2 separate regions of the Mus musculus genome follow, and region 1 is linked to region 2. The links are chromatin loops, found by intact Hi-C in ENCODE. Cell type or tissue: left cerebral cortex. All regions are shown on one strand.

Region 1 (8,000 bases), 60 kb before region 2:
TGGTCATGTTAATCCTTTAAAGCTATAAAAACATCAAATATATTCCAACATAAACACAACTAGAATAAGGAAATTTTTAAGAATTAAAGAAATTGTCCAAAATGCTAAGATAAAACCAAATATTTAAGCATTCGTTACTTTAATCCATAAATAGAAAATACGTGACAAAAACTTACCTTGATCATATATAGTAAAGCATATACCATTGTAGGCCACATAATACTATCTAAGATATATCTGATGACTAATCTCATGACAGTAAACCTTTCCATTAAATTAGCTCAAATAATAACTATTCACACTGAATATAGCAGTATCATAAAGATAATATGTTATTTTTCAAAAAAACAATTTACTCTAAACATTTATCTGGTTATAAAAACTGCCTCTAAAAGACTAGAAATTTAGCAGTTACTACATCTCTTATTAAATTAAAAAATTAAAATTATTTAATATTTCTAACCTCCAGCTGTTTATTTTTCTGTCCAAATAAGACCTCAGATAAAGCATATTGCCAATTTATACATACGTTCTGATAGTATCATAGGAAACAGATCATTCTCAATTTTTATAACTGTTCAACAAATAGCAACTACACACTCTATCAGCTGCAGAAAGGAAACCCTAGTCTTAGCACATGTTATAGGAATATAGGATTAAAGATCCTTTTGTATATATTCTATCTTTGAAAGATTATAGAATTTAAAAGTGTATCATTTTCTTTTTTATAACACAAACCTAAACTGCAAAACAAAATTTCACTAAGCTAACACAAAGGCAATAAAATTAGTCTATTCCCCTTATTTGACCCAAAAGTAGGTAAACACAAGTTGATTTTCCATATATTCCCAAGATATAAGTAAATATGCTCTCTCATTTTAATTAACTATTCACTTGGTGTTTTTTTTTTAATTTCCCAAGGCATCACTTATAATTTCATATTTTCTGTGGCCAATCACTTACAAACAATAATTGAATATTACTTCTGGATTCAAGCTTATATGGGCAGATTTATTTCTTTACATACATGAGGAGTCACATTTTCTGCATTCACCTTAATATTCACCTATTAAGATAATCATTTCATGGTATGCTGAACCCAAAAACTATTTCTCTTTTAGGTTCAAAAACACCAGGACACTGACAGAAGCCTCTAAGAGCAGTGCATTTAGTTTGGTGGAATCTATTTATTTTTGTAGTTGTTTAAAGAACTACTAAATATGAGTATTTTAACTATATAATTATAAAGCCATCAAAGTTTGTTTTTAGTTTTTTGAAATATAGTTCAAGAAGCAAGGGAATAATAATTATAAATTTTCAGGACACTGTTTTATGACAGAGTGGGAAGGGAACTAAACAATATATCTTTCAGACTATATATATATAAAGACAACACTAATTTAACACTGCAGATTTAACCCTCGGGAAAAGGCAAGTATCATTTTATTGGGAAGATCAAATGTCTTGCTACTGGATACAGTTGTATGCATTGATATGTGTTACAGCTATCAACTGTTTTAATAGTTAAGACAAAAGGATTTTGGTTTAAGGTAAAACTATTTGGGTATTTTCTCATTTTTTTTTATATATACACGGTCAAACAGTATTTTTTTATTGACAAGCTTTAATGATATATTCCTACCCAAATGTTGGCAAATATTCAAATATAACAATTAAAAAAACTTACTTGCTATATATAATAATTTCCCAAGGGCTCTTTCCTTTATTCTTAGAACTCTATGGTCTCAGTCTTCAAAATGGCACACCTTTTGGAGAAAACAAAACAACATTCTAAACAACTTACTGAAGAAATCAGTAACAAATAGAATGTTTTAAAACTTTATACAGAACAGAAACTAACTTTTGACATATTGCTCCCTAAAATCTATTAGTCTAAATGGCAAAAAAAAAAATTTTAATGTCCTATTAAGTCTCAAGTATTTAAAATGTAAAAACAGTTTGATATTAAAGTGGGGGGGGGGGGAGGACCATTTTGGTCCATGCCTGGCTCTAAAACCTTCTTACCAAAATTAAACAAAGCCTTAAAGACCTGCAGTATTTATACTATTCAAAGGTACATTATATTACAATGGCCATATGAATATTCCTTTAACCACTTACTCAGCGAAAGAGGCTTTTAAATGTTTTTTAATTTCATGTATTCATTCATAATCACTTTTTAAAATCATAAATACTAACTGAATGTTTGAAATACATCACCAAAAAGGCAAAACAAAAGTCTATTAAGTTAATTTTATGTTTAAACCAATAAATTTACCAATCTTACCTGGGATAAAAGCTGTATTTATTCAGAATTATCAGCAACCACATTAATTATCATCTTCTAAGTTACCTTTAAAGAAAATAAGAAAAAATATTTAAATGTTTTGATTTTTAACGTTTTCTTGACCAAAGACTCAGTGTGATAAAATGAGAAAAATATTCCAAAGACAAGATTCATGTAAAAACGTGGGGTGATACAACCTGAACATTTCTGCCTACAGTTATTCCTTATCTCAAATGTCTATGCCTATCAGTCTTTGTTTTCCTCATTTGGAATGTACTGACACATACTAGGGATTAAAACACTGGAATCCGAAAAGACACACAGAAAATACAAATGACTATCCCTTTGCTTTCCTTTTTCCATTAAGTCAGGTAAACAAAAACAAAGGAAACATTGACAATGTTTTTAAAAAATGCCACGATCTTAAATTTTTTTAGCATCTTCAAATAGCTCTTATATTTATGAGTATTAAAAATCAACTCCTCCAGGAGAAATTAGTGAACTTAAAATGGCCACTGGTTACTGTAAATTTTAAACTAGAAGCTATTTGATCTCACCAAATGGGGTATTAGCATTGTCTTTTAAGCAGCTCTAAAACTTGTGGTATCTAATGACCTTCATTCAATACCAAACCAGGGTCCAGAATATTGTCTTTCTCCTACCAAATTTATCATGTAAGATCATAGATCTGCTAACAATTATTTTCACATTTTATAACTCAAAAAGGATTCTGAACTACATTCTCAATCGCTTTAAAACCACTTTCAGTGATAAAATATTCCACAGCATTCTTTTGAAAAAACAAAATTAGTACTGAGAAATTCTGAGAAATCAAGGTATGGGCAACTGATAGACTATGTCTACCCCATAAAAGGTATTCCAATTGTTTTCTACTGTAAATACCCGATGAAATAAGGTCCAATCAACCCGCACCTTTGATTTTAGATGAGCTACGTAAGTCTCCCCAACACTGTCTTTACGCAGTTATTCACCTTTACAGCACAAGAGCTCCGCAGAATGAAGACAAATATATTCAAAAATACACAAAGGTCTGAACACTCCTAGTCTTCCAACGACTGATCCTAAATTACCTCAAATAATTTTTAAATGAGTATGCAGAAACAAATTTTTTAAAACTGTTGTTTCCATACTGTTCCGTTTCTAAGCACACCTCGACTTTTATACGTGCAACAAATGCAACAAATATGGCCCCTCTTCATCGCCCATCAATGGCAGTCTTACTTCAGGATTTACACTAAGTAACTTAAAGAGCTCTGCTTTTAGAATATTTCTTAACTTTTACGGCCAAGGTTTCTAATAGTATACACTCTCTTTTAAACAAGATGAATTTTAACTTGTAAAGGGTCGGAACCGCCTCAAGTTAGATTTAACATTCAAGTGAGAAGTTGCTGATAACGGCTTTACCTACTCATTTAAAAAAGTATCAAACAGTACGGTTATGTTCAAGTATCAGGATGTCAAATGGTCTTAACGAAAGTTCTCGGTAAAAATAAGCTGTATTCATCAAACGCCATCATCTTGCACCATAATTATCAAATCTACTTCCTTTAAACTGCCTTGTTGCCGTCGTCATTTTTGAAATACTAGATGCACTCCTGTAACTTGCCTTTTCTAAAAGACAACAAACGTCACGGACGTTTAACAAGCTGAAAGGTACCTTTGCATCTAGAACACTAACAGCCGTTCTCAAAAGCAGCTTAGAAAGAGTTAAAAGCCAACACCCAACAGGGAGAAGGGGGGAAAAAGACAAGTTTTATTTTGGTTTAAGCGAAGTGAGAGGTTCCATTGTTCTTTTAGATCCGACCCCAAAGATGGGTTCCCACCTCACTGGAAAAGATTTTTAAAAGCCCATCAACGGAGGATTGTTGTTATTTCTCGCTAAGTATCGAAGTAACTCACCAGAGCAAGCAGGGGTTCCACGGCGCGGCCGCCGCCCTCTCCCCGCTGGCTCGGACCGCAGCGCGGCGCCCGGCTGGGTATGCAGCGGGAACGCGGTGGCCCGACCCCGTGCTCCCGTGGCATCGGCCCTCCGCGGCAGTGCCCGGGGCTGCGTGTGCAGAGCCAGCCGGCAGCCACCCGCCGCCCCTCCCGCCCGCGCTCAAGGACGTCGTGCTTTTCCTCCCAAGGACAAAGGACAATAAAGGGAGCAGGGGAGCTACTCACCGGGTCGAAGCGCGGCCCCTGCCGCCATCGGCTCGCTCTTCCTCGCGTGTCCAGGACGGGTCGCCCGCCGCAGCCTCCCGCCCGCGGCGCGAAGCCGCCTCCCGGCCGCGCGCGACACCAGCACCGCCGCTGCCGCAGCGGAGCCACGGGCGTCGTGGGCCCGGCCTCCCCGGGCGCTCCGGCCGCGAGCTCCCACATCGCGCGCGGCCGCCTCGCCCCAGCCGCGGCCTCCCCGCTCTCCCAGAGCCCTCCAGGACGCCGGGGTAGCGCTCCCAGCGCAGCGGCGAGCCCACGGGCCGCGGCAGACCGCCTGACAGCTGGGCTTGCTGCTGCCTCTCCGGCCATCTTGTGCCGTGTGTGGTGTCTCTCCCGTCTCCTCGCTCGGCTTTCCTCCCTCCTCCTCCTCCCCCCGCCCCACACACCACACAACATGGCCTCTTCGCTGCGGCGGGAGCTGCGGCGGCGGCTAGAGCTCCGCGGCGCTCCAGCTCGCTCCCCTCCCCCAACCTCCCGCCTGCAGCTCCGGGACCCCCAGTGCGCACGCGCGCCGACACCCGCCCGCGGCGGCCATTGGCTGGGCTAGCTTCCTGCCCTCGCTTCCCGGAGCGGCATCACGCACTTCGTTCGTACCTTCCTCCCGCCCCAACTGCATACTATTGGTCAGTTCTGAACCCACCGCTTCCATGTTCTCAGCACCAATAGGGCTTATTTAATGCCAATCATAGCCCGTGGGCGTTTCAGGAGAGAAGTCCTGACCTGCGATTGGCAGATAGTGAAACTCTGGGTTTGCGGGGAGAGACGTAACTTTCTGCTCCGCAGTGCGGACCCTCGAAGGTAGTTTGTGTACGGACGAGCCATTAAAAGCTAACCTTTCCTGTTTCTGACTTGAGATTTTTTTCGTCCACAAAGGAAGAGGAAGTGATAGAGCGAAAACGACATGATTGACAAGATAAGCAAAAACTGCAGAACCTTCCTTCTTGGGCAAGCGCCATAGCCTCAGGATTTTTTGCCCCTAAGGAACCAGACCACAGGCAGGTTATGACCAGCACATTCGCTAACCTAATATCTGACTTGATATACCACTTATTTGAGGTAATCTAGTAGCATGCCCAGTAGTCCTGAGGGCCTAACAAACCAGCCTCTTAATTCTGATTAGCTGGATCCCACATTTTAGGGCAGCGTTGTTGAAGTGGTAGTTTAAACATGTCTATCCAGCTTTCCCCCAGAGAATTACACAGTACAAGCTTCATTTCCTCTCAAAAACTCCACTCTTTTACATTTCTTCTTCCCACTTCTGCCTGGAAACAAGTTTAGGCAGAATACAAATGAATCTCTGAACCGTCTGTCCTCAAGTATCTAAGGAAGTTGTTCTCGCACAGAAGCGGAATGTGGAAATGTTTCTTTTGGCAAGGGGCTAGGGGAAAAGAAAATATGCTATTAGTTTCCATGAGGGAAAAACACTTTTAAGAAGGGGCTTGCTTGTTGAGATGAGAGGAACAGTTCTAAAATTCTCTTGAAACTTAGTTTGCTCCTGGGTTAAAAATCACATTACTTGATCATGGACCACAAAAGTCGTTCTAGTTCCCTTTTGGAGGGGTGTGGAATCAGGTCTCTTTAACATAGTGTTGGCTGTCCTGATGTTTTTTAACGTTAATTTGAGCGTGTGTATGTGTCTGTCTGTCTGTCCACATTAAGTGTCACAGCACTTAATGTACACAGGAGGTGAAAGGACACAGTATAGGAGTCGCTTCTCTCCTACATCAGGCTTGTCAGCATAGCACCTTTTACAGGTGAACCTCAGGTTGACCCTTCAAACCCTTGCTTAAAAAAAAAAAATTACACTGAGGCTGGAGAGACGGTTCAGTGATTAAGATCTCATGTACTGCTTCTCTTCCGGGAGACCTGAGCTCAGTTTCCAGCACCCACATAAGGTGACTGGAAACTAGCAGTAAGTCCAAATCCAGGGGTACCTCTGCGATGCCTTCCTCCTAGAGCACCTGCGCTCCCGTGCACACACACCCACATAGACACATGTACAGATAAGTTTAAAATTAATAGAAATAGAATTTGGAGAATAAAAATCATATACTAAAGGTGAAGAGATGACTCAGCAGTGAAGAGAACTGACTGCTCTTCCAGAGGACCTCGGGTCAATTCCTAGCACCCACATCATAGCTCAGAACTGTCGTTAATTTCCAGTTCCAGGGGATCCCATGCCCTCATCTGACCGCCAAAGCCACACACAAGGGAATATGCCTACATGCAGGAAAAGCACTCCTACACATAAAAAGAAAGATCTTTTATAAATTTTTAGAAGGAAGACAATAGCTAGGAAATATGTAGATTACTGATAGGTAGGTAGATAGATGGTAGATATGTAAGAAAAATAAGAAAAGAAAACTTCTCAGCAGATGTTCTTGAGAGGCTGAGGTGTGAGCCCATGAGTATGATCATGTTCACCCTGGGCCACATAGCAAGGCCCTATCTCAAAAACCCAGTAGGTGACTAAAGTTAATGATGCATAAGCTACTTAGGTATAAGATAAAACTTTGTACAGAGCTCAGGTGACTTCTGTGCACGTCTTGTACTAGACATACTTCCTGGCAATATACTTTGAGACGTAATGCTTTAATACAAATTAAATTTTCTCCAGGCATCATCATTTATACTCTTAGTCCTAGCCCTTGGGAGACTGAGGAAGGCAAAAAGATTGCAGTGTGTGTGTTTGAAACCATCCTGGGCTACAAGACAGCTATTTCAAAAAAGGAAAAACAAACAAAAAAAAAAAAAAAACAAAGACATGGGAGAAGACACCTCACTCAGGTGGCAGAATTCTTATCTCACGTGGCCTGGGTTCTCACTCACTTCAAGCCCCAGCAGCTCAGGAAACAGTGTGCAGACCCATAATAATCCCAGCGATCCAGAGGTGGAAACGGGAGACATCCAAAGGCATTCATTACCAATCACATTCAAATTCAAGACCAGTCTTGACACAAGAGCCATTTTTAAAAAGGAAGCCACCCGATCCAGAACACACACAACATGTACAACCAACCGATAGTGACGCTCTCTCTTCTACTGGGTAGTGGCCCAGGTGCCAATGTGTCTCATAGTCACCTATTTCACTATATGAACCAAATACTCATTAAATATGCAACTCTTCAAAAATGTTTAAGTTTTCTTCATGTAATTTGAAAAGACATCTTCTTAGAATCTAGAGTTGAATGCCAACAAGTTTGGTTTTTTTTTTCCTCTAGCCCCACCTGAACCCTGGGTCCTCCCCTTCCCCATGTGTGCCTGCCCTGCTCTTATTTACTCCCTTTTTCTATGTCATGGGATCCTCCCACTGTTACCTGAGACATCATCTAAGAGCCTGCCTTCCAGATCAATCATTAGGAAGGCCTCTAGAGACCCTCCGGTGAACAATAATGGCTACTAGGTGTGGTAGTGGACACTCTCAATTCCAGCACATGACTAAGACAGAAGGATCACCAGCCTGGGCTACATCACAAAATCCTGCAAGTGTACA
Region 2 (8,000 bases):
TCAGTGGTTAAGAGCACTGACTGCTCTTTCAGAGGACCTGGGTTCAATTCCCAGGACCCATATGACAGCTCACAACTGTCTATGATGCCAGGGGATTCTACACCCTAATGTAGACATGAGAGAGAGAGAGAGAGAGAGAGAGAGAGAGAGAGAGCAAGCAAGCAAGCAAGCAAGCTAGGCAGTGGTCACAGTATGAGAAGCAGAGGCTGGCAAATCTCTAAGTTTGATGTTAGCCTGGACTACAGCGTGAGTTCCACGACAGCCAATACAGAGAAAATCCTGTCTCAACAACAACAAAAAATCATTAAAATAATAAAATGGAAAAAATGAACAAATAAATACTCCACCCATTTAAAAAGAGTGATCAGGGGGCTGCAGAGATGGCTCAGAGATTAAGAAGAGTACTGGCTGCTCTTTCAGAGGTCCCAGGTTCAATTCCCAGCACCCACATTGCAGCTCACAACTGTCTATAATACTTGTTCCAGGGACTCTGACTCTCTCACACATGCAAGCAAAACACCAATTTACTTAAAATAAAAATAAAAATAAAAAAATTATAAAATAACTGGTCAGAATTGATATTTTCCAAGGAAAAGAGAGAGCATTGTATTCCCCAAATAGATTTTAAATGACCACATATCGGCTCCTAATTGGTACTTTCTTATTCATGCCTTTGTTTTGTTCTTTGATAGCTCTGTGTTCTCTGAATCATTTTTAGAGCGCAAAGGAGATCTTGGCAAGCACCATAAACATGTGCCTAGTGGGAAAACCTCAGAACTACACAGGTCTTTATCTTTGAAGACAGCCATCTTTCCTGCCCTGTGAACAATAAGACAACTTAACATCATAACTGAAAATTGCTACCGAAATGATGGTAAATGGTGGTTAGAGGCTTTCAGCCTTAAAAACAAAGGAAAGGACTCCATATAGCGAATCCCAGAATTCATTTACACTTTGACAATTTTAGAAAACTGCAAAGCTTATCACTTTTCTCCGCATTGGAAACTGCAGCGGCAAAGACTGTCTTTTATACACATCCATACATAGAAATAAACCATGCAGAGAAATGACAGGAAAAGGAGTCTCCAAGTGGTTTGCAAGGTGACAGTGCACAGTCCTTTCAAAACATTCAGTTTGAAGTTAACATCCCCAGCCGTATTTCTTGGGCACACATCTACATAAAAGGATAACAGTTCACGACTTGCACTTGGTGAAGAAGAGAACAGAATGCACAGGGAAGCATCTCACAGGCGGATAAAGCAAGGTCAGAGCTAAGATTTGGCCTAGGTGAGTGGCTGGCAACACGGTCCAAGAACGGAGTCCTGGGAGGGGAACCCTGAGTGCTTGTGAGAAAACTCCAAGAAAACAGAAAGGTTTGTGACCTCAGTTTCTTCAAAACCACGGAATTGCTCTTGGAATGTGTTTTTCTGTCCGGCCAGGTACAGTGGATAGGAGAGGGTTTACTTCAGAGTATTCACTACCCTGGCTATTGTTTATCTGCCTCTAAGGATTAGCATGCTTTGGCAATGTGCAGCTTGTCTTTGTGATTCTACACTTTACTCAGGCGATTTCTCTTAGCCCTCAGAAGAATAAACTGTCTAATGCTCTGAATAACATTGGCTAGTGCATGAGACTCTAGTCCCTCCCCTTTTTAGGCTTTATTCTCCCAGGTCTTACTGCCTTTAGAGCAGGAAACAATGGGTTAATGATATACTGTAACTAGAAGGTTCTAGATGCAACAGAATTAACTATACCATTTGGAATTAAAATGTTTTAGAGTTTTCAAAAAAAAAAAAGTCAGATACATTGTAAACTGTGTTTTATATAGAAACAATAACAAAAAGTTTCTTTGTGTCTAGTGTGGTGGGTTAAGCCTGCAATCCTAGCACTAGGGAGGCAGAGGCAGGCAGGTTACTGTCAGTTCAAGAACAGCCTGGCCTATATAGGAAAATCTATAGAGGCCAACCGGGGCTTCCCAATGAGACTTTTTTTTTTTTTCCTCAAAATAAACAAAACAAACCCACGAAACCATCAACAAAACACTTTTTTTGACCGAAGTATCCACATCTATTTGAGAAGTGCGTCAGAGTCAGCAAACTGGGCAGGGGATGGATGTAGCTCAGTGTAGAATACTGCCACACACACACAAAAATTAAAGTCAGCATCCATTCATGAAAGAATGGCTAATAGTTAATTATATTTATCTGTTTTAACACTATGTAGATTCTAAAATGTTTAAGAATAAAACAAACATTTTTCTTTAATTGTTATGTGACTAAGTGAGCAGGAGGGGTCAGCAAGAGCGTGGAGGTCAGAGATTATACCGCAGGCAAGTATAAACTTTTCTCCCACCCACGTGTTCTTTGAGATGGAACGCAGGTAAACCGGCTTGCAGCCAGCAAGGACTTTACCAGCGGATCCCTCACCCCTTTAAAGACGGATTCTATAATGAAGCCCAGACTAACCTCCAACTCCTGCATTTCTCCTGCTCTCGCCTCCCAAGTGTCGGTTGGGATTGTGTGTGCATGCCACCAATCCCGACCATAAATCTTGAAGAGTCTTACTAACAAGAAAATTGTACATTTGTACTGTAGTGCAAAATGTCGACAACAAAGCTATATGTGCATCATGTAATCAACGACACAATTTGTCTTACAGTGGTAATTCTTGCGAATGGGATTCTGGGTGATATTTTTCATTATAGTTTTCATGTGTTTTGTTTTGTTTTTATTCAGCATTTGAAATAAAACTTTCTGAGAGACGGGTGATGTGGGGGCCTCAGGATCCTAAGGTCACATTTAGCCACATCTCCTAGCTCCTGAAAAAAAGCATTTTAAAATAAAGGTAGTAAAAGGAGGTAGCAGATTCCACATGCAGTGTTCATCTTCCACAGAAAACTAATCTATGCGGAGGGCTAAAAGTATTTGAGCTATTTCTTGGAAGATGGCATCTTCACATTTTCTTAAATTCCTTTTAAGTTTGTTATAATACTTCATTAAAAAGTCAGAGATACGTTTTATATCAGGAAGTCTGCGCTAATGAAATTCTGGAGACAACATTTTAAAACCCTAGGAACGTTCATGTGTGACAACTGTAAAAAGAGTTGCAGGCGACTGAGTCTGAACCATTCCTATGAAGGAGAAAGCAAGGAAACCCGGAAAAATATAGGAAGTCGGCCATTATGCTGCTGGTCGAGGAACTGCTACAGACAAAGCTGTATTCTTTCCTTAGGCCTAGGAGAGGAAAGATTAGAGCCCTTTGTGTTTCGGAATTCCATTCCTTAACTCTGCGGCCCCTGGCACTAATGGTGACTGGGAGTCGTTACGCAGTGTTTTGGTTCCTCAGAGGGCTCAAGTGCTTTCGGGAATGCCTGCCAATACAATTCACAAGAACACAAAACCTAAGGAGTGGGGTGAAGTAGGTCCCCAAATCCCTTCGTCAAAAATGCACATTTAAGCTTGGGCTCCGCCCACCCCCCAGTCATTGATGTCACTGTCTCACTTGTAGTTTACCACTTAATATCGATGCTGTTTTGATCACGAGCTTGGAGATTTGTCTTAAGCTACTCTCCTCCCTCCCTCCCAACTAACACCGTAATAGTTCCGCATTTTATCCAAAATATTTATTAATTAAACTTCTAAGGTCCTTGGGAGCCAGGTGCTATTTAGAGGGGAGGGGTCTTATTATTTTGAGATAGGCCAAAGGCCTCATAAATCGCAAATATGGGAAAGAATTTGAAACCTATTCTAAAAGGCTTTCAAATCCCAAGGCGACAAATGTCTTATTCTAAATATACCATCACATTCAGAGTAACGTGTGTTAACTTATTTAAAAAGATATAAAACCCAACAAAACCTCACATCTGCGATCCTCAGGCCCATCTAAAATAAATTCCACCGGTCAGGAATGTCTACGGGGTGGGGCAAGTAGAGTTACACGGATTTGGGCAGGAAGGGGAGGCTTCAGGCTTTCGCAGCAATTCCAGGATACTAGACAATTATGCCTAATTTCCTACGTTTTAATACATACAAAACCAGATTTCCCTTTCTTTCTTTTCTTTTTTTTTTTTTTTTTTTTGCTTTTTTTCACAAAAGCCAAACAGACAAGCTTGGATTCTGCCACACTGGCCGCCCCTACAGTGAGGAGGTCCCGAAGCGCCCCGGGGTGGATAGGGGTGGGGTGTGGTCCACCTCCCAGCAGGTTCCATCTCTACCATTGCTGACCCCGGCGGGGTCCACGGTCAGCATTTTTCCTGCTCTTGCTCGCTGTTGGCCTCGCCCTGATCTAATCGCTCCCCTAGGAGGTCGACAACGCTCAGAGGACAAATGCAAAGCGGACAAAGCAAATTAAGGAAAGGCGCCGCGAAGGCCCAAAGGGAGTCCTGGATCCCGGCCAGGGGTCTCGTGATGGGCGCGCTGGCGACCGCACCCTGGGCCTGTCCAAGCGGCCTCCCAAGCTGGCGGAAGCCGGCTACGCCCCGCAGGCTGGGCCCCGACCGGCCCTTCCACTCCGCCCTTCGGGACGCTCCGGGTTCCGAGGGCGCAGGCAAGGCGCCCATCCCCCGCGGCGCCATCTTGTTGTTTTCGTGCATTCCTCCTCCTCCTCCTCCTCGCCCCATCCCCACCCCACCCCACCCCATCCCGGCCACGTGGCGCGCGGCTGCGGAAGAGAAGGCCCCAGCCCAACTTCCGGCCAGACCGGTTCCAGCCGGTTGCGGGACTCAGACGCGCGGCTGCCCCCTGGTGGCCGGACGCGGCGCAGCGGGCCACGCCTTGCCTCCTCCGCCATTTGCTGCGCGGCGCGAGGCACGTCCACACTCTGCCGCCGCCGTCGTCATCCGCCGCCATCCCGAGGGTGCGCGGGTTGCGAGGGGGAGGATGACCCGCGTCAGGCGTGGGAACGCCTCTCTTCCGGAGTGATCAGAAGGTCGCTGCGGCAGAGACGGGCGCTTGGTGTAAAAACTTTACTCGTGCCGCCCGTCTGCCCACCGCAGCCTGTCCTGGGTATTCTGCTTTCTATGTGGATTTCTCGTTAGCGTTTCATTCCAGACTAGCATTTCTCGGGTGTGTGCTGTGGGCGGGGCCCGTGCGGTCTCTTACTTAGACATCCTAGGTGGCTCCCAGGATCACAGTGGTCACACCCGGGGTCACAGACCACTAAGGCGCGGGACGAGGAGCCTGCATCGGAATCTAGGGCAGCGGATGCTTTACTGTGAGGTTCTCTTGGTCAGCATCTTCAGGGACCTCCTTGGAGGTCTCCCCACACTCACCTAAACTGAAAGCTTTGGAGTGAAGGAGACCTGACAGACGTTTAACACGCTCCAAGGGCATTTTGAGACTTACTGAAGACCCTTTATGTACCTGGCAGCCCTTCTAATAATGACGATGCCTTGGGGTGGGGGTGCTAACGCCCGAGCCAGACTTTAATATGGGCAATTCATGTACTTTTCGCCTTGTACTCTCCCTGGCTCACTGCTTTGTCAGAGAGGAAGCTGGTTCCCATTTCCATGGACCGTGCTAGAGTTTTTGAAACAATCCAAATTGTACACGCATTCGCTTGTACGGTATATACATAAAAACGAAGCAAAGGCAACCAAGTTTCAACATGGTTCACCTCCAATAAAGGAGGTAGGTTGCCAGGGCGGACGGGAAAGGTTTGTTTTGTTTTTGTTTTTGTTTTTGTTTTTTTTTTTTGGGTAAGTGTAACTTTCCAACTTGAACTATTTCAGCATTTATTCCAAAGAAAATAAGGAGTTATATTCAGAACGGTGTTAGAGTTAAAACTAGAATCCAATCCAAATGGCTCCAGATTCCCTGCATTCTGTTGACTATAATATAAAAATCTACTTTAGCCGGGCGTGGTGGCGCACGCCTTTAATCCCAGCTCTCAGGAGGCAGAGGCAGGCGGATTTCTGAGTTCCAGGCCAGCATGGTCTACAAAGTGAGTTCCAGGACAGCCCAGGCTACACAGAGAAACCCTGTCTCGAAAAGCTGGGCGGTGGTGGCGCATGCCTTTAATCCCAGCACTTGGGAGGCAGAGGCAGGCGGATTTCTGAGTTTGAGGCCAGCCTGGTCTACAGAGTGAGTTCCAGGACAGCCAGGGCTATACAGAGAAACCCTGTCTTGAAAAACCAAAAAAAAAAAAAAAAAAAAAAAAAAAGAAAAAAGAAAACAAAAATCTACTTTAAACATAAAATGTTCAATAGACTTGTATTTCCAACAATAATAAGATTTATTTAAACATTTAGACTTCTGAACAAACCTCCCCTAACTGTGCTAGTTGTAATAGCACATTGTATGATAAAATAAAAGAAAATGAACCCAAAGCTTTTAATGATAACACTTTGCTCTCTGCCACCCTGTGTCAGGCTGGCCACAAGTTTCAACTCTATAGTAGTCGAAGAGCCCGACCCTGCTTGTCTCTACCTCCTAAATGCTGGGATCATGGGCCTGTGTTACCTCACCTAGCCTTTGTTTTGTTGGTTTTTGTGTTTTAGACAGGGTCTTACTCTGTAATACAGACTGGCCTGGAACTCAGGCCTGGCCTTAGTCTCTAGGTAGCTCCCATGCCTCACCCTCAAAAGTGCTTGAGTTACAGGCGTGAGCCACCATGCCCAATTTAGAAAATAAATTTGTTAATACTGTTGCTGACAGAGACAAGCTGCGGGTGGCATCCAGACTGGCAGCCTCTTGGCCCCCAAGCTGCTAAGTGTGGAATATAGGCATGTGCCACCACATCTGTTTTCTTGCTTTTTCTCTTTCTCTTTCTCTTTTCCTTTTTTTTTTTTTTTTTTTTTTTTTTTTCCCGTCTGTGTAGCCCTATAGCCCTGGCCATCCTCGAACTCACTATGCAGATCAGGCTAGTCTCGAACTCACCTCACCGATGCCCGGCTCTATTTTGCCACTCTTCACGAGGAGTTTGAAAGCAATGCAAGCCGTGTGATTTTGACTATGTTACTTAACCTCTCATGGCTTCAGAAGTTTAAATACTTGCCTCACTGGCTTGTGAGGATGAATTGAGTTAATGTACACGTAGATGGAGCTGAGGATTCAGCCAATAGTGGGTCAAAACTAACGGAAACATGCGTGTACAAACAAGCACAGATTGTTCTCCTTGTCACGGTCCCTAAGCAATATGATTTAACAGCTACTTACACACATACATTTGCATTGTATTAGGTAGTTATAAATAATTTAGAAATGATGTAAGGGGCTGTGGTAGATGTTTATAGGTTGCATTTTATATTAGGAACTGGAGCATCCTTGAATTTTCGTACCCATGGCATGGGTGTGTGTAAGTGTTGAGGTCTGCCCTCCCCCAGCATAGCTGAGGCCATTTTGATCCATGCCTACCAGTCACTGACACACAAAAAAAAGCTTGCCGGGCACTGGTGGCACATGCCTTTAATCTCAGCACTTGGGTGGAAGAGTCAGGCGGATTTCTGAGTTCGAGGCCAGCCTGGTCTACAGAGTGAGTTCCAGGACAGCCAGGGCTACACAGAGAAACCCTGTCTCGAAAAAACTAAAAAAAAAAAAGTATTGTGTTTAGTTGGCCTAAGTCAGGCTGACCACCCGGCACACTGCACATGAACTCATTATAGTTTTTGTGGGTTTTTTTCTTTTTTTTTTTTATTAAAGATTTATTTTATTTTATTTTATTTTATGTATATGAGTACACTGTAGCTGAACAGATGATTGTGAGTCTTCATGAGGTTGGTGGGAATAGAATTTTTAGGATCTCTGCTTGCTCTGGTCAACTGCTCACTCAGTCCCTGCTCACTCCAGCCCAAAGATTTATTTATTATTATACATAAGTACATTGTAGCTGTCTTCAGACACACCAGAAGAGGGCGTCAGATCTCATTACGGGTGGTTGTGAGCCACCATGTGGTTGCTGGGATTTGAACTCAAGACCTCTGAAAGAGCAGTCAAGTGCTCTTACCCGCTGAGTCATCTCCCCAGCCCCCGTGGTTTTTTGTTTGTTTGTTTGTCTGTTAGTTT

Evidence for each region. Peaks named below come from ENCODE experiments on the same cell type or tissue, not always from the same donor. Only the 100,000 strongest peaks of a DNase experiment are listed, where the experiment ranks them.
Region 1: it touches region 2 in a loop (6-fold over the local background); 22 of 42 quality-filtered maps call a loop at or near these places.

Annotation. Positions count from the first base shown.
Region 1 is chr7:73,553,568-73,561,567 of GRCm38, forward strand. It overlaps Chaserr (CHD2 adjacent suppressive regulatory RNA), which reads right to left and starts at 4,828. Exons shown (of 5, transcript NR_037569.1): 1 at 4,472-4,828; 2 at 2,288-2,353; 3 at 1,688-1,766. RefSeq lists a cis regulatory region at 4,310-5,399. In left cerebral cortex, no CTCF peak of the experiment used is centred here; DNase peaks (open chromatin) are centred at 3,312, 3,536, 4,417 and 5,112; H3K4me3 peaks cover 5,990 bases; H3K27ac peaks cover 3,998 bases.
Region 2 is chr7:73,613,781-73,621,780 of GRCm38, forward strand. No RefSeq gene overlaps it. Among named protein-coding and RNA genes, the nearest start is that of Gm30149, 9.0 kb to the left of the region's middle. In left cerebral cortex, CTCF peaks have their summits at 724 and 4,746 (motif pointing left); DNase peaks (open chromatin) are centred at 806, 982, 2,486, 3,437 and 3 more places; H3K4me3 peaks cover 2,743 bases; H3K27ac peaks cover 5,710 bases.